Linked DNA regions of Mus musculus: all the other regions are linked to region 2. The links are chromatin loops, found by intact Hi-C in ENCODE. Cell type or tissue: left cerebral cortex. All regions are shown on one strand. Each heading gives the region's core, and the rest is flanking DNA. Links, peaks and the distances in the headings are about the cores only.

Region 1 (10,152 bases), core at 1-8,000, 560 kb after region 2:
CAGAAAAGAATTAAGTCAGGTATAGTGACATATGCTTGCAAATCAGTCCTCTAAGACTCAGTTCAAGATCAGCTTCAGCAACAGAGCAAGTTCAAAGCCAGAGTATGCTAAATGAGACTCTGCCTTTGAAAACAAATCACAGAAAACTGAGTTTGAGTGCTAAAGGTATGAAGGTACTATGCATACAGAAATGAGTCATCAAAGCAAAGCAGAAACTGCTACTTCTTAAAAGGCCTGCACATACATCAGCCCTTGCCTTGGATTTGTGAACTTGGAATGATTTCAAGATGGTTTCCAAAAAACGAACTCTTTAAGAGTGGCTTCCAATGCCAAAACTATTCAAGCATCTTCTGGTATTTTGATTATCTGCAAGGTAGAGTTTTGGATGCCAAGTTTCTCTAAGGGTAAACAATGTTTCACCTCACAAGTTGATAGGCTAATATAAAGTGGTAAATGACTATATTGTGAGACAACTCCTGAAAGTTCTCATCTTATTTCCTCTCAACTTTATCCCATGTACCTTTTTCCCTTGCTGATTTGACAATGCATCCTTTCACTACCATAAATCTCAGCCACAAGTAGACTACATAGAGTCCTACGCATCTGCTTTAAGAATCATCAAACTTACAAAAGATCACTTGTGAACTCTTAACACAATAGGACTTCTCTCTCTCTCTCTCTCTCTCACACACACACACACACACACACACACACACACACACACAAACACACACACACCCATGCTAATTAATTTAAAAAGAATATAAATATTAACAAGGCTCTATTGGAGTTAATATAAACACATAAACTTTTTGTACAAAAAGAATGAATTCTGCTTACCTATTTTCTAGAGTGGAATATAAAAAGTTCATACCTGAGCATCTGCATTCGTGAGTGTCTCAGTTCCAATAAGTGATAATTTATTCTGACACTTGATTTAAAAATAAAGAAAAACAAGTGATATACTTACAAACTATAGACAATTCCCTTCTCCCTTTTGTAAACAAGACCAATACAACATCCTTTCTAAAAACATATAAACATGCCTTACAGAATTTATTTAAATTTTTACATAAGATGAAGATGGCAGTCAAACTGGTTCCAAAGTGAGTATATCAAAAGGAAAAGGGAAGAGTTGTATATGTAGCTAAGTAGTAGAGCACCTACAGAAACTTTGGTTGCATTCCCCTCTCTCTCTAAAACAGTGATTATTAGAACACCCACTAGCTTGCATGAATTCTAAGCCACATAATGGGAGGTAAGCAAACACATGAAAAAAGTACTATAGAATAATAACAAAACAAATAAGTAGTTAACATGATATGCCTCAAAGAAATATTATTTGCCTGACTTTAATACCAAACAATGTTAATGGTTGTCTGATACGTTAAAATATGAGGAGCTTAAGTCTTATCTGTCCTCATATCTTATTGTAGTAATTTTCTGTAAAATTTAAAGATATTTTGTAAAATGCAATTTTCTATAGTGGAAAACAACAAAAAAAGAATTATAAGAATTATTTAGTAAATATAGTAGTGGCATAAAGCACCAAGGATTTTTGACAAAATAATTTTGTAAAATATGTTATTCATTGTTCATACTCATAAAGTTTAGTGAAAAGAGCAGGATGCTCTCTATATTCATAAAAAATTCATTCACCCCTCTTGCTTTACTGAAGTAGGATATTACTTGTGTCTGTGATTTATATCATATGTTAAAGAAAAAAAATTTACCAAAATAGCATAGTGTATCAAGTGCCTCTATCTCACTAAAAAAAAAAAAGTTCATAATTTCAAGGTCAACATTTTAATTTCTATATTTGTTTCACTCATAACTCTTAATTATGTATTATTTCTACAGCTATATTCTCTAATTTGGATACTAATTCAGTCAACATCTACTGTCCCAAACAGGTACTAAAATGATTCATGATTTCCTCTAATCTGGCATTTATTAACTTTTGTGTCCTTTAGTTCCAACCTTCTTAGAATCTATTGAATTCACTCTTGCAATGACAGCATTCAGGCCTTCATCAGGCCTTACCAGGATGACTACGAGATTCTCTTAAAGCATCCTGTTTCTGTACTCTTGTCTTAAAACACAACAAAATGGTTGTTTTCATGTAGCCAATCATTTCACAGTGAATTTCAACCTTTTAATGATCTCCCATTGAACCCACTCCACAAAATCCATGTTCTTATTCCAAGCTAATTCTCTACAGTCTCAGTTCACAAGATTTCCTTTTCCTAGTATATATTTTTCCATAAAATCTTACCAAGATTTCTCTAACCTCTTTAAACTATACATTCGGACTTTTCCATTTTTGTCTTGTCCTAATTTCACAGGCTCTTAATTATCCATTTACTTCTTGTAGAAAGGTAACCTTGACTCCTTCATAATGCCTTACACATTTCTCCTAAGTATAGTTTTTTGCATTCTACCATAATACCCTTAATGGTGCATTATATACAATATTATGAATGACCTCTATAAGCAAAAAAAATCTCCCTGAGAACCAAAACTACCATTATTTTTTTTCTCTTTCTATAGCTTATCAAGTATAAAAATTTTTAAAAGAATGCTTTTAGGTATAAAATCTATACAAATAATTTATAAAAAAAATAGTTATGCGGAAACTAACACGGTTTCTTTCCTAAGTCAATTATGTAAAATTATATTAATATATCACTTTTATCTGTTGAAACTTACATCTTCCATGTCTTTCCACATTTCTTCACATTCTTTAATAAGTTCTTCCTCTGTATCTATAACAGCTTCCACATCTGTAATAGTATCTGGATGTACTTCTTGTTTATTCTCTGACATATCCTTTATAGTTTTCTTCACCTTACTGCAACTACTAACGTTAAAAAAAAAAAAAAAAGACACATGCATTAAACAACTATCTGCTGAATGTAGGAGTGACTAAAAAAACAAAAAGTCCTTTTTATCAAAAGAGAAACATGAACACGCACCTGTTGGAGGGAATATTTTCATATAGCCATTATTAAAAAAAAAAAAAGAGTATGGATGTTAGCAAAAATTAGAAACAGAACTACCACAGGATCCAGTAATTCCACTATTAGATATATATCCAAAGGAAACTAGCATGTTAAAAAGATGTTTACAATCTTGTTTACTATAGCACCATTCACAATAGCCCAGATATGTAATCAACTAAGTGTCCACCTAATGAAGAATGGATTTAAATTTTAAAAAGTTCCATTGTAACAGGAGAGTCAGTAGAAAAACAAGAGTGCAAAATTCAGGTAGGTGAGGAGATGTATTGGTAAGAGCTTGTGGAAGGTGTGTTTGAATTACTTCTTCCAACTAAGTGAAATGGAACCTAAGGTGATCCACTGTGAGGAAGTATCAAGGAATTTGAATTTTAAGAGCAGATACAGCCAGGTGGTGTGACCCCTGCCTTTAATCCCAGCACTTGGGAAGCAGAAGCAGAGGCATTCGAATCTCTGTCCTTTCAAGGACAGTCAGGACATAAAAGAAAAATCCTATCTCAGAAGGGGTCAGGGTTCAGAGAAATAGCTTATCACATAAAGGCTATAAGGTTTACAAACAAAATTTTAAGAGGAGAGGGGGAAAGGTTACAGAATGTTGGTTTTTTTTGTTTTTTGTTTTTGTCTTTAAGAAAACTCAAAGAATATAAAGCAACTTTGGATAGTAGCCCACTTTAAATTACTAACTAGTGGCCCAATTAAAACAACAAAAGATAGCATATTAATGAATATAGTCATCCAGGGCAAGGTTACTAGATGGCTGTTGTAAAGATGATAGTGTATCATGAGGTACAGTTAGGTAATTTTAAGGATGTAGAGAGGACCTGTAGTTTACAACATCAGATGTAAATCAGAATAAACACCGCCCCAATGTATTTTTTTACTCATAAGGAATTTTTAAGTCTTAAATTGCTTAACCTGTAAATTACCAACGGAGAAGTGGTACAGGATGCAGCTTTGTTGTTGGAATAGACAGAACACGGTAGCATGCTCCTAGGTTAAAGGTGTCAATAACGCGAAGATGTCAACTCCCCCCAAATTGTCCTCTTTTATCTTAATTAACATCTTAAAGGCGACAAAAACTCTGTCGCACTTGATGAGGAAATTCTAGACCTATACAGAAATATAAAGATCCAGAAATAGCAAAGGCTCATAGACTATATGCTAATCGTCAAACATAGAGCAGGCAGGTGGAGACGCGGGAACGTAACACGCAGGCCCTTCGTGAATTTCTCGCGTCACATACATACACATTCCAAGTCAAAAAGAATATTCTAAATGGGAGGCCACCTTATAAATTACAGTAATTTCAATATATAGTTTAGCTGATAGAAATCTACTTCATTCTTTTTAACAAAAAGTTCCTTCCAACCCCGCCCCTCGGCTTTTTCGGGAAAAAACAGGTAGGTTCTAGAACAGCATTGGCCCGAGAGGCCGAGAAGCGCGAGACCTCCAGTTCGTAAGGCGTAAGCGTCCGATCTAGGGGGTACCTGGGTCCCCCAAACCCGCGAGCTGCCATCCTCCTTGACAGAAAACTGGGGCCTTTGCCAGTCAGAGCCGGTTTCAACTCACTTCAGTCCTCCGGCCTCCTCAGCGCTCTCGTCAACACAGCCAAGCCGCGCTGTTTACGCGCGCTGCTCGCTGATTGGACCAGCTGCGCCCACCGCAGCCAATCAAAAAGCGCTTCCGGCAGCTGACGGACAAAAGCTGCGCCGCGGCTCGGGGAAACCTAGTTCACTCGGTCGTCGCGTCTCTTCTAACGCCTCGGACGACATGGCGACCGAGAGTGGGAGCGATTCGCAGCTGAGGAGGAGAAGGCGCCGAGACCCAGAGGGATCAGAAAAAACGGAACTGAGCGAGCGAGAACCGGCCCTGGCAGTGGCGGGGAGCGAAGAAAATGATGATGAGAATGAAGAGCGCTGGGTCGGGCCTTTACCGGTGGAGGCAACCCTTGCCAAGAAGAGGAAAGGTAGCAGCGGAGAGCCCGCGAGCAAGCTGGACGGCTACTCCGGCCGAGTGGGAGGGTTGATCTCAAGCACGCCCACGGGCGGGAGTGAGATTGTGGGTTTGTGCACTTAGAACGGACGATCTTCACTGCATTTCCTCCCTAAAGAGTGAATTGGTGTTAGTATGGCGTGTTAAAAAAAAAAAAAAAAAAAGGAACACCGTTGATTCCTGACTGTCAGAGATGATACAAACTAGTGCTTGTCTGTATTTCTGTGTTTGGATGCTTTTTTTGACCTCATAGCTGCTGTGTGAAGTTGGAATTCCTAATATTGATTGAGCAGGTGTGGGAAGGAGCTCTCAGAATCATAAACACTTAAGCTTTCAACCCTGACTCGTCTAGTAATGAATTTTCAAACTCAGGGGAAGTTGCTTAAGCTAGCTGGATATGAAGCCATACTCGAGACAATATAGTAAAGTTTTGCCACTAACGTGAATAATAACAAGATTTTATAATATTAAAGTTTGGTAAAGAGATAATATTTACTGTTTTAAAGACTGTTCTAGGAACTTTTTCATAAATGTCTTAGGGTTGTGTGTGTGTGTGTGTTCGTTCGCTCACGCGTTAATCTCAATTCTGACTGTGGAACTATTTAAAAATCTTTTATTTTCAGAACAAAGCCCAAACACCTTAACATGGATTATGAGGCAGTTTGTCTCTCTTTATTTCCCCAAGCAGGACTCCCAATTCTGTCCATTCTCAAAACCCTACCTTGTCCTTGAGCAAGGGCTCCTCTACGTTCCTGTCCAGATACTGTGAAGTGTCTCTATCTGGAGTCATTTCTCTCCTTTAACCATGCTAGCTTTTTAACAGGTCTAGGTTTTAGGTCAGTGCTTTTTGAACATTGGATAGTGACACCCTTTAGTTAGCTCCTTACTTTTTCTGCCCAATCCTGCTTTTGCCTTCGAGGCACTTACTACTTTTTGTAGTTGTGTGTTTACTCATGTGACTTCCTGAACACTACTAGCCTAATCATGTAAGAACAAGGATCTTGTACTTTCGGCTCCAACACTTCAATACAGTGTTTTGCATACAAGTTTAAATGAATATTTTATAACATTTGTGCTGTTATTATTTCACCTAAATATTACTACAAGAACTGCTTAGGTGGAAAGAATGGAAGGATAATTTAGGAAGGAAAACGAAACAAAATGAAAAAGAAAAACCAAACTTTGAAATGCTGACATAGGAAACAAGTGTCTTATGAACAATAGAGTTGGGACAGGAATAGGTATATCATGTGAAAAATCTTTTCCCTTAGCCAGATTTTTTTTTTAAGCCAACCAATGGAGTTTGAGTTTGAGGGAGGATGACAGGTGCTTAGTGATTTAAAATTTTTGGAAATGTAGGCAAGATTAGACTTTTGTGTGTATATGTTCACAATGATATATGGTTGTTTTATAGTACTTTGAGTTAAGCTATTTTTTAAACATTTATTATTATTATTACTATTATTTTATGTGTAAGGGTGTTTTGCAGGCATGTATACTATGTGGGTGTCAGGTATATTATGTGTTGGTGGGACCAGAGAGGTGGGAACGCTTATACTTAGTACAAGAGTGGAGGGCAGAGGACAATGTCACCTTGTAGAGTTGGTTCTCTACATCCACCTTTGTGTGGATTCCAAAGATTGAACTCAGGTTGCCAGAGGCAAGCATTGTTACTCGGAGCCATCTTGCCTGTCTTAAAATAAACTATTTCCTAAGGAAAATAATTATGTCTTTCTCTTCTTTCTGTGCATGTTCCCTTGAATATATTTAAATGAATTAGTGAACAACAAAAGCAATCTGGAATATAGGAAAATATTCACTACAGAAAATTCCAATAAACAACAGCATTAAAAAGATACTGGAGTACCACTTTTATGAAATAAGCAGCCCAGGATTGGTGTGACTCCAATGTTCCTAGGCACGTCCTGCCCTAAGATGACTGGTATATGGCCCTCATTTTCATTGTCCTGGGCTCTTAGAATTAATGCTGTAATCCTAATTAATACCTAGCTCCAAGCTGAAAAACTGAAGAAGGGAAGAAAGGAAAACTTTTTAAGAATGTGTATGTATATATGTGTGTGTGTTTATATACATATACGTATATTATCACAAAATGCTAATCCTAACCCTTACTATACAGTTACTACAAGAACCCAAGAAAGGCCATTTTAAGAAAATTTTACTAGGCACACATAAAAATGGGGATTCTGTTACTAAAAAAAATTTGAAAAGCAATTTGTCATACATAATTTTGAGTGTGCCACATAGCAGTAACAAGAACCTAATAGTTGGTCATGTTTAATTTGCTAGCTTTATATAGGCAAGTTTGATCTTTTTATTTGGAAACAGTGCATTTTCTAAAAATTGATCATGGCTCATCATAAAATTAAGATTTTTTTTTTGATGATCATCGATTTTCCATTTTTCTAGGTGTTATACTTTAGAAAACTATCTGAAAGGCACTCAAGTAGATTTGCTAGGATTTTCTCAACTATAAACAGCTAAGTGTTTTGTTTGTTTTTATGTTTCAGGTCTTTATACTGACTCTTTAATAGAGGAATAATGTCTTTAAACATACATCTTACAAATAGCTGTCAGCTTTTGTTACATTAACACTTACTACTAGTTTCTATATGGTTATAGAAATCATTTCCGTAAAGCTTTATATTTCTTTACACATTCATATTAAGCCAGAACCATTCACAGTTATCAAAAACTTTGAACCAGGAGCTAGAAGCTCAGTTGTGAGAAGACTTGCTGATCCTGCAAAACACCTACATTTGGTTCTCAGGACCCACAGGAAACAGCTCATAAACCAGCTGGAATTCTATTTCAGATTCATTCACCATCCTCTGCTGGCCTCATTGGGTTCCTGCCTGTACACACCTGACAGACACTGCAGCAGACATAAAGTCTTTGAAACAGTTTTTATATAATCCCAGGGAACCTGACATACTAACTTCTGAAGTAATAAAAGTTATAACTGGTATTAACAAATACTGGATTTTCGTATCCCATATGTTTATTGAAAGAAATTAAAATGTAGAAGGTAATATAAAAATTTAGAAAATTCTAAATAATCATGTTAATTTCATTCACTAAAAATACTTTTGACCCCCTCCCCCAGTTCTGGAGTTCGAAAGAGTCTACCTTGATAATCTCCCCAGTGCATCCATGTATGAGCGCAGTTACATGCACAGAGATGTTATCACACATGTGGTATGTACCAAGTAAGTGTGTCATACTTTGTCCTTTACATTTTACATTTATCTTATACGCATGAGTGTTTTGAATGTGTTTCTGCACCACCTGCATGCCTGATACCTACAGAAGCCAAAAGAGTGCAATGAATCTCTCAGAATCAGCATTACAGACCTTTGTAAAGTGTAAACTGCCATGTAGGTGCTAGGAATTAAACTCAGGTCCCCTGAAACAGCAGCCGGTGCTCATAACTACTGAGCTGCCTCTCCAGCCCCAAGTATATCATAGTATACATTCTCAGAAAAAAATCTAAAGCTTAATTATGAGTGGACTTACAGAAGTAATTTGGGGATTTCATAGATTTAATTTTGCAAATTCTATAATACTTAAACAAAACCCTGCATGTTTTCTTATTTAAAATAAAATATGTCAGACAGAACATCCTAGTATGTGTATGTATATTTGGTGATAAAAGTCAGTAATGGCTGAATCATGTTATCAGCTTTCCTAGGAAGAAAGTGTATTAAGATAGAAATGGTAATAAATTGGCCTCTTTGGTGTTTATAGAGAAGATAATGTAACTCAAACCTCCTGGAATTATCAGAGGACCTTCAAAATGGATGTATAGGAAATTTCAAAGAATGGTAATAACAGTAAAAATGGTCCCCTGATTTTTTAGCTCATGATATGTATAGATCCTATTTGAGCTATATTTCATTAATTATCTCATTTATCTTAATAGTTTAAGAATCTTAAAATTTTCTTTTTATAAGTGAGAAAACTGGAATAGAGTAAGGGGCAGAAGAAGCTAAAGCAAAAAATTAATATGCTAAATTCTAGCTTTCTGTTCTTTATTTGGATTTTTGGACCTGTGAGCAAGTAACATCACATTCCTATTTTTAAAAGGAGCACGTTGGCCATACTAATGCATTAAAATAGGGCAAAAATAGGAACAAGGAGAACAGGCAGCTGTTGTAGAAATGTGGATGAGTTTTAATTAGGGCTTAGATTATATTGACAGTGATTATCAACGTTGGAGGGAATACTTTAGAAGAGTCTACTCTTGATCTCTTAAAACAAATTGCATTTGAGATATAAAGCTTTAATAGTATAATAATAGAATAATTCTGACCAAACGCAGTTTAGACTTGTTACTGTATAAAGCAACCGGTAGATACTAGCACTGCTTTTCTAACCCGAGCTGCAGAGTTCAACAAGAAGTTATGTGTTTCATTGTTGTTGTGTTTTGTTTGGTTGGTTTTTGGTTTTGTTTTTTTGTTTTGTTTCTGGTTTTTCGTGTGTGTGTCTGTCTGTGTTTGTATATGTCTCTGTGATTTTTGTGGTTAAGTAAATCTAAAGCTATTCACCGTGTATGGATGTGGTGTAGTGTGAATAAATGTAGTTGTCAAAGTACTAGTATATATAAAATACTTACTATATATGCACTGTGCTGAATAAATGGTTTCAGTTTTTATATGTGTGATAGAAAAAATTGTTAAATCTTTTAGATTCTTAACTAAAATACATTGAATAATATGAAATAAATTTATGTTGGACTTTTTTATATGTGAAAGTAGTTTGGGTGTTTATAGTCTTCTGAAATGTAGAAAATTTTCTCCTTAAAAGACTGTGTTCAGTTTAGCAATAAATACTAAAGTTTAATGATTCCAACAGAGATTTCCATTTTTGTTTGTTTGTTTTGTTTTGAGATGGGATCTCCCTTGTTAAGTTGTGAAAGCTGGCTTTGCACCCTGTTTATGGCCTAGGCAACCTTCCTGCTCCAGCCTACTGTGTAGCTGGGTTTACACCACCAGGCCCAACTCATGATTTGTTTGTTTAATGGTAAATCCTTTTTCAGTTCTGAAACCTACCTCTTGGGGTTCATATTAGTTGCTTATATCCCTACAATGGTCCCTGTAAAGGAAAATTTAAAAACAAAGTC
Region 2 (10,616 bases), core at 1,238-9,237:
CTTGTTAGCAAGGTACAAGAGAGAACAGGCTTGAGGGTGTGTGGTAGATGAAAATTCATTAACAATTTGTATATTTTGAGATGAGTTATCTTGAAGCATCTGGTTACAATAGTATGGGCTGGGATATGGCTTTGCTTTTCAGTCTATGGGTAGAGTAAGGTCATTTAAAGCTCTAACTACTTTTAGATGCCAAAGCTTAGGAATGATTTAGTCTATGGATCCTTTCCCCAGAAAGTGTCCTACACTCACAAACAGAATCTTATGACTTTGCAAAGGATTTGTTTTATATCTGCTGAGGCCCAAACATGACAGGTCTGTGCTTAAGAATAACTTGAGTATCTTGCCAAAGGTGTGAAGTTTTTATCCATAGAGATTATTGGTTCATGAAATCTGCAACAAGACTTGTACTTATAAGTAATCAAGTAATAATCTGATTGATTCTGTACTGACACTTTCTACATAGGAAAATCAATGTATAAATGTATATTCATATGTGGGTTTTTGTTTTTGTTTTTTGTTGTTGTTTTTGTTTGTTTGAGATCGGATCTCAACTGTCTAGTTCTGACTGGCCTGAACTAGACTTGCTCTGTGACCAGGCTGGCTTCCAACTCTGGGAGAAAGGATTGCCTCTACCTCTGCTTCCCAAACGCTAGGGTTAAAGGCAGGTGCCATTATGCCTGGGTGGACTTGATGGTTTGTTTGTTTTTAAAGATTTATTTATTATTATAAATAAGTACACTATAGCTGTCTTCAGACACCACCCAGAAGAGGACATCAGATTTCATTACAGGTGGTTGTGAGCCACCATGTGTTTACTGGGATTTGAACTCAGGACCTTCTGAACAGCATTGCGTTCTTACTCACTGAGCCATCTTGCCAGCTCCCGGATTTTATGTTTTTAACAAATAACTATCCAGGAAATCTGAGAGCCAGTCTTTGCAAATCACTGTTGTAGGGTTCCTAATTCTCAAGTCAGGACTGTCTCCCTGTGGCTCAGCAGCCCAAAGAACCACAGGAGGTAAAGCACACCGTTGCTGTAGTTCTTCTTTCTCCCCTCTCTCCTCCAGCATTGCTGGGAGATATTTTAAAACTAAAGCGAAAATAGTAAGCCAGCTGGCCAGAGCTTTTGCTGTCACGGTGTATTTTCCTTAATTGTCTGAGAAACAAAAACCATAGTAAGTGCTATGGAAATATGAGGGAAGGGGAATATGAGGTGGGAAGGTTTTATTTATTAGTAGTATTTTTTTTAATTCTGTGTTAATAATACAGTCAAGAAATATGTCACTAAGGGGATAGGACAGGAAGAAAGTAGGCATTTGGATATCTAGAATAAGAGTGTTTCAGGTTAAAGAAAATGACTCAAAGGAGAAAATGTCACGGAGAAGGTAGCTAGTTCAGGTGCAAAGCTTTCTGAAGATTAGTGATTAGTGTCTTAGATTATAGGAGCCTAAGGGGGTTTTGTTTGGTTTGGTTTTGCTGTTGTGAGGAGCACTCTGGTAGTGTTATCCCAAGGTGCTTAAATCTCAGCTTCTTTAGTGCAGTGCCCTGCCTCCCCTCACCCCTCACCCTTCACCCTACCCCACCTCTTCTTGAATCAATTCCTGGTTGATGTTGTGTTGGTCAGCTGCCTCCAGAACCACAATTCTGCTGGATTTTGTGTATAGACACAAAACCCTGGGTGCTACAAAGGGGGCGCTACACAGAAGAGCTGGGAGTGAGGGGGCTAAGTATCCTTGGGATCCCATCTTATTTGCCTAGAGCAGAATTCAGGGGTCATCCCGAAGGGAGAAAAGTCTACAGCACCTTACTGACTCAAAACTAAACAAACCTGGCCTAGAACTCAGCAAGCATTTCAGATGAGTCTCTGGACACAATGGCCAGACGCTACTCACTTTCAGCTTTTACAGGATGGTGAGGATGACAGTGCAGAGCGTGACGAATACATGGAAGATGATGAGAAGAACTTGATGAGAGAAAGAATTGCAAAACGGTTAAAGAAAGATGCAAGTGCCAGTGTGAAGTCAGCCGGAGACGGGGAGAAGAAGCCGGCAAGCCGAAGGTGAGTCAGGACGGTGCTCTGGGCATCTGTGCTCTCTTCTTACGCCTCTCTTTTCCAGCTGGGACCGGTATTCTGTTCACTAAACTGTAAACTCACAATTGCATAATGCTTGTTAACTGCTCCAGCTGTGAAAACCAGCGTCTTTATGACCTAAAGAGACCAGAATCAGAGTAAATTTAATGTACAGTAAACAGTATATTAGCTGCATGTACGAAATTGTGTTTACTAATACCAATGAGAACATTGAGTGATTTATATGGGAGACATCCTCAAAAATTTACGTGAGTAAAATTTTTCCAAATGGTGAGTAAAGTGGGCTGAACCCATTCTTAGATGTCTTTTCAAGTCCGATTGACTAAATCCTCACACCTGTCATTGGCATTCTGGAATAAGTTTCAGTAACGGCAGGAAGTTCTGTGTGGTGTTAAAAGTTTGTTGGATTTTGTGCCTTAACATTTTGCTCTTTTGAAATTTGACTCAGTTTAAAGCCCCCCTTCTTCCCTACATGACTCTTTTTTACAAATCTAGGGTATACATCTTAAAAATCACTGTATTACAAAGACATGGGACGTCTTTTCTTCAGTCGATGCATGCAGTACAATAGAACTTCATAAGTAACTTTGTGTGCGTGTTTCCCAGCCTCGTGGGGGAAGCTTAAACATCGAGGCAATTCCTTCCTTCGCAGACTTCCCTGAATATTTGCTTTGTTAACCAAAATGAAAAGTGAGCCGCAGAGCTTCTCCTGAGGACGTCCTTGTTGTGCTCAGCAGCGAGCTTACAGGCTGCTTCATTTCTCGTCTGGGCAGCAAGTTTTCCTGCAATTCAAATAATTATTGTTGAACAGGTTTTAATCTTTTCCCTCTTTTTTAAGGTATATATATTTAAATTTTTTATTTATTTTAGATTAGGCTTAAAATACAACTTTTTCTTTTTTTTCGTTTTTAAAAACATTTAGTGGGCAAAGCTAACACTAATATATGGTATATCTAAGTATGTATGTTTGGATATTTCTTAAATTCTGAACTCTATCTTGTTGGCTTCAATACAATTTAAAATAATTATATGCCATGTAACTAAGTTATAATTTAATACAACTGAATTTTCTATAAGAACTAATTAAGGCATAGTTTTAATGCACTTCTCATAAGTGACTAAAAATGGTTTGCTTCATATGAAAAAACATTGCATTTTTCAATATTGTGTTCATCCTTACCATAAAGGGTTGTCTTTCAAAAATTGTCATTTGTGTGTGGTCATGCTGTGCAGACGTGACATGAGTGGATAGTGTAGGCATATGACCTTGACCATAAGGATGCTGGGAGCACTGAGATGTTAGTAGGTGAGGAATGAATTGATTATAGTTAATAAGGAGACTGATTGATAGGTGGTAATCTGTGGCAGCTTAAAAAAAAAAAACTGATGAAAGTTCTAATTAAGAAAGCAATTCCTAGGCTGGAGAGATGACTAAGCGGTTAAGAGCACTGACTACTCTCCCAAAGGTCCTGAGTTCAATTCCTAGCAACTACCTGGTGGCTCACAACCATCTGTAATAGGATCTGATGCTCTCTTCTGGTGTGTCTGAAGACAGCTACAATGTACTCATATAAATAAAATAAATAAATCTTAAAAAAAAAAGCAATTCCTATTGGTCATGGTTTGTAGAAGCTATAGTCAAAGAGCAGAGTGCTAACCAATTTGGTTTGTACTGATTTCATCATAGAGTCTACGTTACCTCCCCAAAAGCTTAGTCAGCACACAACATCATACTGGGGTGTGGACATGCAGCATCGCACAGTGGAAGGCCACTCACACTTGGTGAGGAGAGAGAAGACTGATGGACATTTGTCATTGTCTGAGCATGGGAGGTGGTGGCTGCCTTAACAGGTTCTGTCACTCCTAAAGGGAGCCTTCCATAAGGGTGAAGTGTGAATCCAGAGCACGTCCCTTCTGTCACTGGAAACTTAGTGCGTTACAAGTTTACTTTTGACACATTGTAACATACATTAAATTCTAAACTATTATGTTTATGAGTACTTTGTACATTCGCAGTATTAGGGGAAAACCCCTTTTTTAAAAGTACTTGTAAGCCTGCTAAGGAAAGTGAATTTAGGACAATTAATTCTCTAAAAGTGGTTATAGATTTTAGTAAGGATGTCACATGGTAGAAGGAAAAAACTGATGCCCGTAAGTTGTCTTCTGACTTCTGTATTTTAGAGGTCCTTTTAAATAAGTACATTTTAAATAGATATGTTTATTTTTAAGTTTCGAGTGAATATAAACATTGTGGATATTAATTGATTTTTGTCTTTTAAGTAAAGTAATTGGTAAATATTCTTAGAAAATATGAAGCAAACATTTATTTCTAACCACTTCTGTATTCACTCAAAGGTTTATTGTCCATATCCTTCACTCCTCTCTCAGAAGAGGGTCTATGACTAAATAAGCTAACCAGAATTTTATAGGCTCATAGAAAGCATAAACTCTCATTTCTTCTCATGTGTACCCACGGCTGGATAAAAGTTTAAAATGTCTATTTCCTCTCCTGTCAACCCACGGCTGTGGATTATCTCTGGAAATTTAGCCTAAAGCTTAATGTAATGAGTTGTGTTCACCTGTAGGTGGCACTCAGAGGCTACAATTTAGTCATGCTTCCTATTTCTAGCATCTGTGTACTGATTCAAAATAAACACTAATGTCAGATGGAACAAGTAGACTAGTCAAATATCATTTGTTATGATGGTTGCAGTCACTAGGAAATTACTGCCTTTTATTGTGTAATTTCTGCTATGCAGTAATAGTACCAAGTAGTAAGACACAAATATTAAAGTTGAGGAATTAAACTTTAAATTATGGAAAATATAAACATATTAACATAAAGTCAAAAGTGATACCTTCATAACTCCTGAAGGTTGGATAGAAAATAAGCTGTCACTAAATTCAGTCCCTTTCATATTCCTTGGTTGAGTTTATAATGTTTGACTAGGATGTCTCATAGAAATTTGAATTATTTCCCCTGTAGGAATTCTAGACCTCTCACAAAAACATTCTAAGTCTCAGACTTACAGATTGTGTGAGTCTTATCATATATGTTCTACTTTTGATTGATAATCACACGTAGGAAGTGTAAGTTTTACATGGTACATAAATTTTGTTTTATTAGCAATTTTTTAAAAAGTAGCCTGGTAATTACATTTCAAAAAAAATAAAGATAACACATTTTTAAAATGACAGTATAATTTGTTTTTGTTTTTGTTTTTGTTTTTGTTTTGTTTTGTTTTGTTTTGTTTTGAGACAGGGTTTCTCTGTGTAGCCCTGGCTGTCCTGGAGCTCACTTTGTAGACCGGGCTTGCCTCGAACTCAGAAATCCACCTGCCTCTGCTTCCCGAGTGCTGGGATTAAAGGCTTGCGTCACCACCGCCCAGCTGACAGTATAATTTTTAAAGCATAGTAAAATTTAAAAATTTAAAAGCTCAACTCACATGTGCAGTTTGGCCCCCAAAGTGTGGCCTCCAAATGTCTCCCCCATGTCATCAAGACCTTAGAGGCCGAGATGGAGCTGAGCAGTCGGAGGTGCTGCCTCCTTTACACCGGTGCTGTGGACTGAAGCAGGCAGTAAAAAGAGGGAAAGAGACAAATGCATAGCTTAAATTCTCAATAATTAGTCTACATATAAGACTTGCAATTATTTCTTTGGTCTGAAGTAATAGAGGTCTAAATGTGTTTCCAGCAAACATTTTAGTTGGACAGAAGATAATAAGGTCTAACTCAGTCCTGCTTTTAATACTATCTGCATGCTTTTACTTGAACTCGATGCTGGGTTTTTATGTGTATTTCATAAGTAGCCATTCTATTCTTAACTTTAATTTCAAATATTTGTTCCTCTTACCTCTAGCCACTATGTAAGAGCTATTATGAAACATAAAGATACAGGAGAAGTGCTTTCTATCTGCAGATGTCTAATTGGTGTTGTTTGGATGCATCGCCAAAGTGCAGCAGTATTGAGAGATGGGTTCTTAAAGGAGTGATTGTTAGGGCTTGAGGACCTTGGTGCGATTACTCAAGGGTGGGTTAGGTATCTTGGCAGTGGATACGGATAAAAGAGTTTGCCTGCCTGGTCCTCCCTCACACACTCATGCACATACATCAAGCAAGAAGCTCTTGCGTCTTCTGTCAGTCACCTGACACACACGAAAGGCCCTCACCAGCTACATGCTGCTTCACCTTGGACTTCTCACACTTAAGAACTGACTGTCCAGCTTCAAATATTCTGTTCTTAGCAAACACAAATTGTGAAAGATTAAGAATTGTAGAAAGTAAATATGACGCATTCACATGTGTGCGAAGTGTCATAGGCAGTAAGTGATGTGTATTTTACACAAAAAAATCAAATATCAACTTAGGAAAAGCAAAAGAGGGCCAGAGGTGTGGTCCATGCCTGCAGCCCTGCATTCAAGAGGGCGAGGTTGGAAACTTATGAGTTTGAGGTAGCCTGGGCTACATAGTGACAAATACTATGGTTTTATACATGTCATCTTCATTCTAGTAAGATGAGGCATCTTCTGGAGCCACTATTTAAACACTAGCACTTGTGCATCAAGCTCAGCTCTTCAGATTAATGCTGCTGGTCTCCCCAAGCTGACTAGATGGGTTGTTTTACTGTCTTTATCTGTTATGGTGAAAATTCTGGCATAGTATTGGTTGTAATGTAAACCATATCATACTTTAATATTTCTGGCAAGTTTCCTTTTATTCTGTTTGGGTCTTTATTGCAAGAATTTTGGATATTCCCAATAAAACTGTTCCTTGAGCTGTTTGAAATAATATACTACTTTAAAAAGTGCCAGGTCAGTTCACTGAGAACTGGTTAGTCCATGCAAGGGGTCACCTTCAAACCACACTCTACGCCTTATACCGAACCCAAGCAAATGCTGCAGAAATGTGACAACTCTACTGTCTTTACCATTACTTTCCATATGACAGACAGGAAGCTGTGAAATGCACATTGTGGGAAGAGTGTCCTGTCAAAACAGACAAGAGGCATTTGCATGTCTTTAGAGTATGTTTATTCATATTACCCATGAGAGTTGCAGTCTATTGATCTTGTACCATCTGTTGTTTATGGGGAATAGACTTGCATATCTGAAATGTATTATTGAAATTTTACGGGAAAGCATTCTTTAAGTCATTCAGCATTTGATGACGTATTCTATCCAGGAATATGTGTTTCCACTGAAGAAGATTCAAACACTGGTTGCTTTCTTGTCATCCCTAACTGCTCATTGTGAACCCACCTGTTGATTAAACATGCAAGTGCATTTAAAGTTTAAAGGAGGATGAGAAGGGCCACCAGCAAGTCAAATGTCTTTGTTTTGTACTAAGCTTGTCACATTGTACAAGGGCCTGAGGGAAATGATACCTTGTGATTCTGTCTAGGCCTGTCTTCTCTCCATCAACACCTAACTCTTGAGACCTTTACCACCCTTCAGGTATCTCTTGGATTTTGCATGTTCATTGAGGATATTTGTAGTTTCTGTAGCCAATGAGTTGTTTTGGTTTCCCACACTTATTGTGCCTTTCCAGTATGGCTAGGCACTTTGCCAAGTATTTTTTCTCCACAATAAACCTACAAGGTATATACAAAGATACAAGATATACTTTGTAGTATTTTCCTTGTTTTTACAAATGAAACAAAGAATCCCAGAACACTGAGTTCTAGAAGGTAAAGTGCCTTGACTTTTGTCTATGGCGATCTAGCAGCAAAGCCAGGGCCCAGGCTGTAATGACCTGTTCCACCTCTCCAGAGCCTAGAGAGTAGGACTCAGTCAGTGTGTCCAGCTAAAGATGCCTGGCATGGCATTTTCTTTCTAGTAGAGAGCATCAGGTTCAGTCAAAAGTCCATTTCTAGAAATAAGATGGAGAAATGATTGAGGACATTGAGACATTAACCTCTGGCCACCTACACAGGCCAACACACTCAAATACAACACAGGCATACACACACACACACACACACACACACACAAACACACACAAATGCATGTAACGTGAGGAGGGTGGAGGGAGACATGGAAATGAATAAATAATTTAGATAATCTCCTCAGATAAATAAATATTTGTATGCATAAATATATACACAGAGAAATTTTTCAGTAGCTTAAAACAAACAGCTATCTTGCTCTGGGTCAGCTCCATATTGGCTTTATCTAGGACCTGGAATGCAGCTTCCTAAGAGCTAACTTAACATGGCAGAGGAGAGCGATGATAGACTCATCTAGACTGCAAGGTTTCTGCCTTGAGGTGGCCATCTCGTCCCATATATTACTTGATCATCTCAGTGGCTAGAACAGGAGCTGTAGTTAAGCTTGGTGGCCTCTGAGTGAAGCTTAGAAGTTTGACGGCAGGAATAGGAATGACTGGAATAGCAATGGAATCTACCACAGTCTGCGTTGATGGGAATTGCCAGGGACACTGTGATTATGTAATACATTTCATCATCATCTTTCTGCCTTCCACCTTTGTCTTACTCTAGAGCAAGGAGACATAACAAAAGACTGTATAGTCGTCATTAGCAAAATCTGGAAAGGGATATGAATTTCTAGTTACAGAAGACTTTCCAAAGCCAGTGGTTCTACACTTCACTTTCTTCTCAGTCTTTATGTAGGAGGAAGGGAAGGTAACACTGGATGTCTCCCATAGCTCTCAAAAGTGCTGGAGAAACCACAGAACATTAAATGATAACTTCCTCATGAGATATCTTTAGGATCATTTCCTTGTAAGGAAATGAGTTCAGACAAAGGAGTTCTATATGAAGGAACAGGGTTCTTACACAGAATCCTGATGAAAATATTGCTATAGCTCTTCATGAAAAGCAGGGGCAGAAAGTCTATCTTCTCTTCCTCTGTAGCGCTAGACCCTGTTGTTCTCTGTTAGTTTTGTTCTCTTATGTAAATCTATTTCTCCATAGGACAGTAGTTGGGCCCCCTATTGTACATCAGCTCTTCAGAGAAAAACTGTCTTTATTTTTGTCCCAAATATGATCACCTAGGTGACAGAATCTTATTGGCCAGGCTTTGGTCTGATGTTCACTTATGATGGCATTGATACTAGAGAAGGAGGTAGGTTCCATGCGATTTGTGGTATATCCAAGTCAGCTAGCCCATTATCTGTCCTCCCCTTTACTTAGTATAAGGTTTCCAGTGTTAAGCTGAACTCATATAAAAGACAGTTACCATTCTCCTTTGTAGCTGCGAGTGGCTATATAACCATATTCTGATTAGTGAGGTAAGGGAGAAGTATGTCAGACTGTGGAACAATTTAACAATGAATTTTACTAGGCCAGGAGTAGACTAATATTTAGTAGTGGTAGTGGTTGTGGTAGTAGTCTTAGCCGTAGTCGTAGTAATAGTAATGTTTTACTAGGCTTCGTGGTTAAGAGCACTTGCTGTTCTTGCAGAGGACCTGTGTTTGCTTCCCAGCACCCACATGGCAGCTCATATCCATCTGTAACCCCACTTCCAGAGGATCTAATGCCATCTTTTGATTTCAGCTAGGCACTCATATGGTACACATGTGTACATAGAAGCAAACACTTATATACATAAAATAAAAAATTTTATATACATAAAATAAAAAATAATTTCTTTTTAAAATCATTTTATTAATTCTTTGAGAATTTTTATATGTATGTATACAGTATATTTTGATCATATACAGCCCCTATTTCTACACTCAAATGCCCTCTAGACTCCACCTTCCATGCCCACACCTCATCTCTGCCAACGTAACAGCTTCCAAGTTAATGTTTTCTCTCTCTCTTTTTTTTTTTTTACATCCCACTGAGTCTAGTTTAGTGCTGCTCAGGTATATACATGGGTATGGGCCTGTCTACTGGCGTATGAGCAATCTACCAGTGGCCACATCCTCCAAGAAAAATTGCCTTCTTCCTCCCAGAAGCCATGAAATGCAAATAGCGGGGCCTTATGAACCCCTTCTTATCCATACTGGAATTTTGACTGGCTTGATCTTATGCAGGTGGACACAGCTGGTGATAGACAACCTTGCCATGTCCAGAAGACAGCATCTCATAGCACTCTTACATTCTTTTTTGTTTCATGATACAAATGATAAATTATATTTATACATAAGTAAGTAAGTATCAATAGTTAACACAAATCCAAAACTAACCACCAACCTTGGGACTGAGAAACATCTGGACAACTCCCTTCAGCATGTTCATCAAGAAAACATGGCAGCACTTGTGCAACACACATGGCAGTGGTTAGTGGCCTTATGATCAAGGTAGCAGGTAATGGATGTGCTATGGATGGCCTGTGGAAGGAAGGAGCCTAGTGGCCATTGGGGTGAGGCTTCAGTTAGAACTCTTGTCTTCTACAGCAGAATCACTCATCCAACTCTTGCATTCTTTCTGCTTTCTCTTCCACAATGTTTCTTGAGCTTGGGGAGTGGATTGACATGAATATTCCATATGGGGCTGAGTATTCAGTGTTTTATTCTTGGAACTTTGATCAGTTACAATTTTCTATGTTAACCTCTGCTG
Region 3 (10,616 bases), core at 1,439-9,438, 270 kb after region 2:
CACTGGATGGAGCTTGAGCATAGAGACCTTGCTTGTTGTATTTGGTTTGGTCAGGGGTTTCATGCATCAGGTTGATCCTGAACTTGCCATGTACCCTTCGATGACCCTCCCACCTCTACATCCTGAGTTCTGGGATTAACTGCTATGCATCACTAGGCCTGATTGGTTTTATGTGGAGCTGGGAATTTAACTCAGAGCTTCATGCACACTAACCAAGCAGTGCACCAACTGAGCCATATTTCCCAGCCTTAGTCTATGGATGCAAGTTTACTTATGTAGTGTGGGGTCTAAGCAGAAAAGGTTATAGTGCTAGCCATGCTGGAGCTTGGATCATATCACCTTCCAGAACCTATGGATTTCACCCCAGAAAAGCAGTGGTAGAAAATGATGCATACGACAAGACCTACACAATCAAGTTCAGATCCCCAGGATTATGAATCAAGACTGTCTTAGCCACAGTGGAACATTTAACCTCTGTTGAGAAAACGAAGACATATTTGAGCCCTGATTGAGTGTCTGAGCATGGAATACCAGCTGTCTAAAACTACTCATATGTGAAATTATTCACCAAAAATTGCTCATCCTACATGAGATTTCAGTTTAGTGAGTCAGAGGACCTTGTAGGAATCCACCCACAATGGTACAACAGCAGGACAAGAGGACACAAGCCATCTGGATAAACAGGGGGCTCAACCCTGTGCGTCACCCACCATTGTTACATCATCTCCCCTCTTTCCCTTCTTCATCTCATTCTGGGTTTACAACCCTTACAACTAGTTCCTGGAGGAGGAAAAAAATAAATCAAGCTTGATTCACCAATTAATCAGCTTGGTATGTGAGAGAAAAAAAAAAGGATGCGTTATACTACTACATGCTTTAGAGTGGTTGTGAGAACTGGCTGAGAAGAAAAGGCACAGGCAAGACTTGGACTGGTGTGTGTGGTCAGAGAAGTGGCCACAAGATAGAATGTAATCTAATTCATTGGAAGTAGTGTGTGGTATAGCTGGCTTGTCAGGAGCCCAAGAGAAGGAAGATTAAGATTAAGGGACAATGGATTTTGGGCCTGGGGCTGTTAACTTTATTGTCTACCTGAGATGATTTAGAATTACTAATGAGACAATCTTCTGGGTGTGTCTACAAGGGATGATCTAGATTAGTTTAATTGAAATGCAAAGACACACCCCAATGGTGGACTTTACCATTCCTTGGGCTTGGGCCCTGGATTGCATAAAAAGGAGAAACCTAGCTATGTACCAGCATTCTTTGCTCCCTTCTTCCTGCCTGTAGGCACAATGTCACCAGCTGGTCTCTTGCACCTGCCACCATGCCTTCTCTACAATGATGGAAGGTATCCCTTCAAACTGTAAGCCAGAACACGTGTTTTCTCCCTTAAATTGCTTTTTTTTTCCAGGTATTTTTGTCACAACAACAAGAAAACCAGTTAGAGCACATAGATGGAAGTGTAAAGAAGAGATGTAGCACCCAACATTTGTCATCGCTTACCACAGTGACAATGAGCAAAGTGCCCTCAGGAGCAGAGGTGAAGTCCATGAATTGACATGACAATAGATAAATACTCAGGGTCTCTATACTGCTGCATATCCAACCTGCCAGCAACAGACTTGGATACGTTCTCATCCCTCAAGCTGACCTGTGAGTCACTTGCTTGACTACTCTGAGTGCCTTCCACTGTGGAAGGGCTGATGATTCACTCTGAGATAAATACATGGTCTGAGTGGTAGGAGTTCACGATTCCCTGAAGAATGATACCCTGGTCTCAAATAGTGTGTAAACACAAAGAGTGTTTTATTCTGCAGAAGTTCAGCATGTTAGGGTCTCACATTACCAAGATAGAGAGATAAGCAAGTGAACTCGCAGGCCAGACTTAAAGCACATTAGGGGAAGCACATTATCTTGCTTCATCTCTAGGGACATTCCAGAACCATTACCTGGGTGTGGGGGCTAGAAACTGTTGCTGGAGAGGTCTGGAAACTACTGTTGACCCAATTGTCCGTGCCTCAGACCAGGTGGCAGGGCAGCTTCTGAGGCCTGGACTTGCCTGGACTTGCCCAGTTCTTGGAAACAAGGATGTAGGCCTCGTCTCCTGAACTGCCAATCTGAAGCCTGTCATGGAGTCAGCCTAGCCTTCTCAGGTTTAACTTTGTATTTCATTTCTGCAGAGCTCTACCTGACCAAACTATCACCTATGGAAATATTCACTCTGATAGCATGGAAATCCGTAACATTGCAGTAAACCAGGGACCTACTACATGGCAAAAAGTTTGCAGCCACGGACTTTGGCATAAACTCTACTGGTCATAACACCCACAAGTCAGAAGCTTTCACTTATGAGAGACAGGATTGTCTCAACACCACATCCCATGATTTGGGTATTACTTTGACTAAAGTTATTTATATGCATCTGTGGTCCACTGAAGAACTACAGGGTCTTGAAATTAAAAAGGTAGAAACCAGGGTAGCTCAGAGACTCTTATTAAAATAATCGAATATTCCAGGTGTTCCTTGAATCGAGGGACACCCCCCCCCCCCCATGTTCAATGATCCAAACTACATAATTATCATCCTGGACCCAGTTCTCATCTCAAACTCCATTACAATTTTTGTGTATGATATCAAGCCTTACAAGCTCCACCTGTACTTACTTTAAGGTACAACTTACAAGTATCTACCTAAAATTCTCTTTGGTGTTTCTACTGTCCTGTTTGTATTTTGAGTCTGTTGTCTTTGTATTTATCACTGTGACTTGGGCTTACTCCTAAATTCCTCCCAACCTTTGCCGAGATAAAGTCTTTCGTATGCTAATAAGGTGCTGGTGATTGGCAGTTCTGGGACACTTTCTGGTGGAACTGACCGCCAGAAGGAGGCGAGATAAGTTGGGACTTTCACCTCCACCACGTGACCGCAAATGGAGGAGACAGAACTTGAGGGTTAAATTAGTCACCAAGCAGCCCCCTTTATAGTGGACCAAGCCTACCTGGTTGTTGCCAGGAACTGTGGGGGTGCAGTTTAGACGGGATACCAACTGTGAACTCATCCCTTTTCCAATCTCCGGCTATCTACACTTGAGAAGCAGTTAACTTGCTATTTTGTGGTGGGAGTTATTTTCGCTTGATTGCAGTGAACCCAGGAGGGTCTGAAGTCCTTTCTGCTGGTTGAATTCCCATGGGCTCGGAGCCTCCCACCCCCATCCCAGCCTGTGAGGCTCCACTCACGTTGCTTTCCTGGCACCAGAAAAATTCTGCAAGAATAATGAATTTATTGTTAAATCCGCTCTTCCGGCAAAAGCTGCCATTGCTGCCCCGGAAACATCTTTACATCACAAAAGTATTGGTCTCCTTTTAAAGTGAATGAATAAATGAACCAAAATACCAATGCTTTCATTTCCTGGACTCCAAAGCCATGCTTACAGTAATAAAAGACAAACCAGTGTAACTAAGTATAGATGAAAGAGGGTGGAGTTACCTAGTGAAACTCACATGTAAAAGCTCCCTTGGCTGAAAGACAGACCTGTCGGGATACGAAATTGGCATTTCAGAGCCATGTAATTTATGTAAATGAGACTCTGAAAGGTATTTTATCTTGGTCATGTGCATAATCTGAAAAGAAAAAACCATCAAGATCCTCCCTGAAGATCATCGCTTCCCGCTGCAGCTTTCTGGGTGATTTATCAAGATACTGGACATGAGGCCACTCCTTTAAGTGGTGGACAGTTTAAATTCCATAATTCTGACCACTTCTGAGCACCGAGTCTGGGCCTGGAGTCCTCCCTAAGCCCTGGGCCACTGCTTGCGTGAACAATGGGCCCACAGCTGCCTCCGCGCAGCCGCAGTGGGCTGCAGCCAGCCTGACTGGGAATGATTAGCCTTCTCCAGGCAGCTCTTCCCCCCACCGAGTCGCTGGCAAGGATCCGGCTTGGAGACAGCTCGTGTGTGCTCCTGGCGCGGCGTCTGCTGTTGTCATAGATGTCTGGGGGAGCCTGGCGGGCCCCTTGCAGCGGAGCTTCAGGACAAACGGGGGGTTTCATGGGGGTGGAAGGGATAGGGTGGGGTGGAGGCGTCTGTCCTGAGTGTGATTCCATGCAGGGGTGAAGAAGCTGGTCGGAGAAATAAACTAGAAAAAGGTCCCAGCCACGCAGGAGCCCAGGAATGCCAGGGTCGGGTTTCTTTGGCCCGGAAGTCATGGACCTCAATAACCTACCGAGGACCCTAGCTAGGGCGCTTCATTGTAGTTGACCTGAGACCTCTTGGCTGTCTAAAAGCCAGCTGTAAAACAAAACTTCACATCAAAGGACAGATGTGGCTGGGAGCAAGTTACCCATACAGTGCTAAAGCTCAGAGGGCTCTGTTTTCCTGGGCGTTAGATTCCCAACACCCCACAGGCACGGGAATGAAGACATACAAAGCCTTGGGGGGGCGGGAGCGGTTACTCGCAAACTAGTGATCTCCCTTTCTTCCTTTAAAGATTTTATTTTTATTTATTTTATGTATGAGTGCCCTGTTACTGTCTTCAGACACACCAGAAGAGGGCACCAGATCCTATTACAGATGGTTGCGGGCCACCGTGTGGTTGCTGGGAATTGAACTCAGGGTGAGCAACCAGTGCTTTTAGCCCCTGACCCATCTCTCCAGCCCTTTTCTTTCCTTTTATTGATTGGGGTGGACTCTAGGGGCTCCTGTTTGCTGAAATCGTGTTTTACCTCTAAGGTATACCCAACCATGGGCAGGTTATGGTTTTAAGTTTTAAGATCTTTCTTAACAAATCCTTATTTCGAGCTTCGGAGTTACTCAAATCATTTGCCCACCTGGAAGTCAAGAGATTCTGTTTCCAGACTCTGTTTCTCACTAGGAAAGGGTGCTAGCTAGCATTGCAGTCTGCAGATAACATCTAAAAGGGGAAAAAAATTACATAAATAAAACTGAAGAGAAGAAATCATTTGGGAGTAACCCTATCCCCTCAAAACTTGATAAGATCTAAGACACCTCAATCCCCTACGACAAGTGGGAACCTGCGCACTGACCTACACGGTCCAAAATGGCCTACTCAATAGGGGTTTGTCTCCCCCCCCCCCCTTCAAACACAAAGCCCCTAACTGTTAACAGGTCATTTTTAAGTGGCACTGTAGCTCTTTCTTTTAACTGGTACAAAACAATCCCTTGCATCATGAAGGATGACTCACTCCAGGACCCAGACGTCCCTATGGTATCTGATTTCTTCCCCAGACACTTAGATATGACCCTGGGTCAGAAGAGCTTTTCACCCTGGTCATATTTTTCTTCCTTGTTTAATTCAACATTGTTTTGTACTTATAAGGAATTGTTACCCTAATAATCTTCCTGCCAAATTGGCCTTAATATAATCCACCTATCACTGACCGACTACAAGAGAAAAATTAAACAAACGTTTTGCTGTTGTCCCTTCTCCCCTGGGGTGGAGCTTCTGAAGCCAGAAAGCCACTTGGATCGTGTATACAACGTTGGTAATTGCATTCCTAGATTCTACAAAATGCCACAGTACTCTCCAGACTCCAAAATAGCTGTTGCAAACAATGACAATTACTGCCCAGACATTTTCAAACACAGCAGGTTACTGGCTGAGGCTGTGATGGAAACCCTAAAAAATATATAAATATTTTGAAATGCTCTGTAAATCAAATTGATGCCCCAGACATAGAGGGGGTTGTGTTGAAGCAGCTGAAGTCACTTGGAAGGTGAAAGGCTCTGTTGAAGGGGGTTTGAAAGTTTGGAGCTTGTTAATATTAAATCATAACTAAATGACTGCTAAGTTGCTTTCTCTTTCTCTCTCTTCAGGAATATAGAATACAATTCTGTCTGGTCACTCTCTCTCTCTGTAAGGGACCTTACTCTATTAAAACAAATCAAAACAAAACAAAAATCACACGGCCAGTCTTCAATTCCTCCACTGCTTCCGTCTGCTCAGTGGCTCCAGCAGCAGGCGAGCGTTGTTGGGTGGTGGTAACTATGACCTCTGACCTCTGGTTATTTTGGGAGACAGGAAGCACTGCCTGCCACCAGCCAAGAGACTTTGATGCTGGCCACCAAGAGTCAAGAGCAAAGATGGATGCCAAAGCAGCCACAACCCCAAGAAATGGCAGTGGTTACAGGACAGCCTGTAGAGGCTCAGCTTATAAATCTTGTGTGGGCTGATTTTCCCATGTCTCACTTTTTCAGGGGGTTGCTGTATTGTTAAGAGTTCTATAATTGATGCAGTGCAACTTTAAGACCACGTGCCATAGGGACCTATCCTGTCCTGGGCTTCAAAGAAACTTCTCAGACTCTGCATGGTCGGGCTGCCCCCTGCCCTGGGGCAAGAGAGAATTACAGTGAAAGCAGTTTATAGACTATCCTCTACTTACTGCTTTTTGTCTTCCTGTGGAACTGTCTCCTGAAGAAGATGAACTGTTTGATGATGCTCTGCCTCATGCAGGTCCCGGGGCAGACTCTTGGTATTACTTGCAACAGGAATCCAACATGTCAACAAAAAGGAAACTTTGCAATTCATATTAAGTTGATCATCCTTAACCTGAAAATTGAAAATAAAAGATGCTCTGAAATTGAACCTGGAGATGTGGTTCAATTGGTTAATTGCTTGCTTATCACTCATGAAGTCCTGGATATGATTCCCCAGTCCAAGAATTGTGCCCACTCCTCTAACAATAGTAATTCAAGTTCCCCCTCCACAACTTGGTGATTCCAAGATGAACTTGATCTACTGGAGCCTCTGTCTAAAAAATCAACCATACAAACAAACAAACAAAAGGCTAAATCTAATCCAATCCAATCCAAATCAAACACTCCCAAATCTAAAACATGTTGGTATGACATCTAAAAAGTTTGGGGTTCTAGACCATTATAGATTTTAAAGTCTAGACAGATATTCCAAACTCTGAAAAATTCAATATCTGAAACCCAGTGAGTCCAAAGAATTTTACATAAGAGATAATTTAGCTGTCCTACAAAAGAGGACATGCTGAAGCTCATGGCAGCCTGGGCCTCTAGGGCCATGGACCCATTGTCTAGCTCTGTTATCAGTAGGGGGAGAAACCATACAGAATGAGTGTTGTAGAGATGAGAACTGTAACCTGGGTTGCTAATGATCGACAGGAAGTTACTACTTGTGGTCCTTAGCAACCCAAAGTCAAAGCATCAACAACCATGTCTTATGAGCACTAACCAGTATCCTAGTTACAATCTTTTTCCTTTTCTGTGTTTCTACAGAGCCCCTTCTGTAGGGCACTCTAGTGTTCATGAGGGCTCAATCCTCAAGACCTAATCATCTCCCATAACTCCCATACTTTCAAACCATCACATGAGGGGTCTAATATCAACACCAATTTAGGGGTGGATGCCAGACTGTAGTGGCATTACTGGGCCACTTATTATCTGGTCAAAGATGTCAATTTTTAATGATGTATCCTTGCCACAGTGTTTTAATGTGCTAATACTCTAGTTCATCTGTGTCCTTACTCTCTTCCTCTTAACAGTGTCCAAATACAAGACAATAGGAAGAGTTGAGAAACGTTGTGCTACTTGAAAGGAAATATATAGATGTCCACACCAGTATTTTTCATCGTGTGTTTGCATATTTGTTATTAAGGTACTTGGGAGTGTATTATGTCTATCTCTAATCCTCATATGTTATAAGGAGAGTACATTAAAAGTGACTTTTGGTACCATTTAAGCACTATTATATTATATATACATATAATCTGAAAAGCATACTATGTAGATGAAAAATGTACTACATAATAGATCAGTTGTTTCTGGAAGAATTGTGAGAGATAACAAGTTTTTTTCTCTCTCTCTCTCTCAGGATTCTTTATTCTCTTATGGGGCTACAGAGTGGTATCTCACAAATGACTTAAGTCTAAGATTGAATTTTTAATTCAAGAACCACTTACTAGGTAAAAGTGGTGATACCCATGCCTGTAGCCACTTGAAAGGTTGGGGCAGGAAGATTTGAGGTTTATGAGTAGTATAGAAAACCTAGCTGGATTCTCAACAGAAAATAAGCCAAAACCCATCTGATGATTTACTGGAGTGGTCATTACATACCAGGTGTCGATCACTGAGTTCTGTAAGTGTGGTTGAAGAACTTCTGCCTCACTGGTTAGGCAGTGTCTCCACACATCATGAAAAAAAATGTCTAGGCTTCTTCATTTGACCTCAAGGGTTCTTGATGAGTAAATAGAATTGGAATTTCATACAAGAATAAGCTCAGTGGAGTGAAGAAGAGGGTGACATAAAGGTCAGGAGGGTCTCATGGGACATCAGTGGAAGAGTCATCTCTCACAAGGCTGGAACCAGATGTTGCACTACTGTCTGGAGCTAAAGTAGCTAGCTGCTCTGCCTGGTAGCCAGATGGTCCCTCTGCTCTGGCCACCTCTGCATGGCTGGATTTTCTCTGTGAAGCCAACATTCTCTGTACCTCCATGCGTTATAGCAGAAGATGTCCACCCACAGAGCTCAAATGTAGGTGTCCTGTAAGGTCACTGAGAACCATAGACTGGCAGAAGCCATGAAGGTTCTTAACATATGAACTTCATATGTCTTAAGAGGATCCATTGGCCATCTATACCACGGTTTCACCTGCTTAGCTGTTGCCAAGTGTGCTGGCTGGCTAATTTTATGTGAACTTGACACAAGCTAAAGTAATTTGGGAAAAGGAAACTTTATCAAGAAAATGACCCACCAGATTGGCCCATAGCGCATATTTTTTGATCAGTGATCAGTGTGGAAGGACCCAGACCATTGTGAGTAGTGCTGCCCTGGGTGCTATAACAAAACAGGTCGAGCAAGCTACAGGGAGCAAGTTAGTAAGCAGCACTCCTTTATGAACTCTGCATCAGCTCCTACCTTGAGTTCCAGCCCTGATTTCCCTTTGTGATGGGTGGTCACCTGGAAGTATAAAGTGATATAACCCTGTCCTTCTTAAGCTGGTTTTGTTCATAGAAACCTAATTAAGATACCAAAGAAGCAAGACTTCATGACACACATTTTCTGCAAGGCTCATTCAGGGCAGTGGTTCTCAACTTGTGAGTCACAGCCCCTTTGGGGTTCTTATGATGCTTTCGCAGGGGTTGTCTAAAACCATTAGAAAACACTGATGTTGACATTACAGTTCATAACAGTAGGAAGTTGCAACAAAAATAATGTTATGGTTGGGGGGGTCATCACAGCATGAGGAACTGTATTAAAGGGTCGCAGCATCAGGAAGGTTGAGAACCGCTGGTTTAGGGGGTAGAATGCCATTCTAGAGGAGAAGAACTGTGCAGATGCCCCAAAAGTAAGATGCCAGACCTTTTCAATCTCCTGTCAACTTAGTCCTTCCATTTGTCTCCTTCACATATTTGCTGTGGCTGCCTTGTGCTTTCTCTCTTACCAGATACTGAATTTTAGCTTAAGATGTAAGCTAAAATTCTTGGGCTCACATGTTTGAACACATGAACTCCAGCATGAGTTCCTGGGGGGGAGGGGCGAGGAGGGGAGGTTGTGGAACCTTCAGGACCCAAGCCTAGTTGGTTAGTCATAGTTCCATAGGAACGGGTCTTAACACGTTCTGGCTTTTCCTCTGTTTCATCCCAAGGACCTCTCTGTTCCTGATCCACAAAGACATGAGCAAGTAGCCTCAGGCTCCCACAGCTGAGCCCTGAAGCTCCGAGTGTTCCACCATGACTTCCCTGCCTATGCAGAACGGTATCTTTTCAATCTAAGGATGGAACCTCTGCTTCCATAAGCTGCTCCCATCAGAAATTCAGTCACAGAGACAAGGAAAGCAGCCAGCGAAAGTTCTCAGAGCTGGTCTCCTGGCAAGCCACTGTCCACTCTGTAGCGAAGTTTCATATCTATCCTTTAGTTTTTCTGCCTTCCCATTTCAATATTTCATATTTAAGCTCCTCTTCACTGAGTGCTGGTCTTTCTTCAGCTCTCATATGAGAGCAACACAGTCATAGCAATTTTTTTATGCACTTCATTCTCTCACATCCCTACCCCTAAGGGGTTGGATCCAGGACCTGGAGCTTGCTAAGTAGCTACTCTACCACTGAACTACACCCCAAGCCTAGCTTCTTGTCCTCTTTCATGCTGTATTCTTCTGTACCCAGGTCCCTCCTCCAGTTTACATAATATTCAAGCCATTTCTGTTATCTTCCTGGGTGCCAACATTGGTGACCCCTCTGAAGCTTTATGACTGCTCTGTGTGTAGGGAAGGATGCTCTTACACATGTGGATCCCCTTGGTCTCATTCCACCATGCTGGGTGCCCTCTGTTTGCTTTCCTGGGACGGAGTAAGTGTGGTGGGTAGGAAAGTACTGTGTGCAGCCTTCAGTGAAGAATGTGGTCGGTGATGTCCTTTGGTGATTTTAAAAACACAGTTTAATTTTTGAGGGCTTATTCCATCTTGTTACAGACAGCCTCAGCTGCCACTATTGAGGTGTTTTCTTATGGATCCTGGAACTTGTCAGCTTCTGCTAATAAGGGCTTTCCTTTCTCAGGTGACAGTGAGAGTCTCAGGATTCGGTGAATGATTTCCTGTAGAACTGATGTTTTGGTGACAGGTCAAGGCTGTACTCAAAACCT

What was found. Hi-C counts contacts between places; a loop is a spot of excess contacts. Peaks named below come from ENCODE experiments on the same cell type or tissue, not always from the same donor. Only the 100,000 strongest peaks of a DNase experiment are listed, where the experiment ranks them.
Region 1: it touches region 2 in a loop (2.3-fold over the local background); 2 of 42 quality-filtered maps call a loop at or near these places.
Region 3: it touches region 2 in a loop (4-fold over the local background); 2 of 42 quality-filtered maps call a loop at or near these places.

The regions. Positions count from the first base shown.
Region 1 is chr13:104,223,437-104,233,588 of GRCm38, reverse strand. It overlaps Ppwd1 (peptidylprolyl isomerase domain and WD repeat containing 1), which reads left to right and starts at 4,745. Exons shown (of 11, transcript NM_172807.4): 1 at 4,745-4,983; 2 at 8,137-8,239. The coding sequence starts at 4,788. Cenpk (centromere protein K) reads right to left here and starts at 4,623. Exons shown (of 10, transcript NM_001377093.1): 1 at 4,587-4,623; 2 at 2,710-2,860; 3 at 875-931. The coding sequence starts at 2,826. In left cerebral cortex, for the core only: no CTCF peak of the experiment used is centred there; DNase peaks (open chromatin) are centred at 4,710 and 4,991; H3K4me3 peaks cover 1,930 bases; H3K27ac peaks cover 490 bases.
Region 2 is chr13:104,783,942-104,794,557 of GRCm38, reverse strand. Cwc27 (CWC27 spliceosome-associated protein) reads left to right here. Exons shown (of 14, transcript NM_026072.1): 10 at 1,908-2,059. Among named protein-coding and RNA genes, the nearest start is that of Cwc27, 28 kb to the left of the region's middle. In left cerebral cortex, for the core only: a CTCF peak has its summit at 4,663 (motif pointing right); a DNase peak (open chromatin) is centred at 4,670.
Region 3 is chr13:104,511,767-104,522,382 of GRCm38, reverse strand. No RefSeq gene overlaps it. Among named protein-coding and RNA genes, the nearest start is that of Adamts6, 230 kb to the right of the region's middle. In left cerebral cortex, for the core only: a CTCF peak has its summit at 4,543 (motif pointing right); DNase peaks (open chromatin) are centred at 2,965, 3,293 and 3,886; H3K4me3 peaks cover 1,256 bases; H3K27ac peaks cover 968 bases.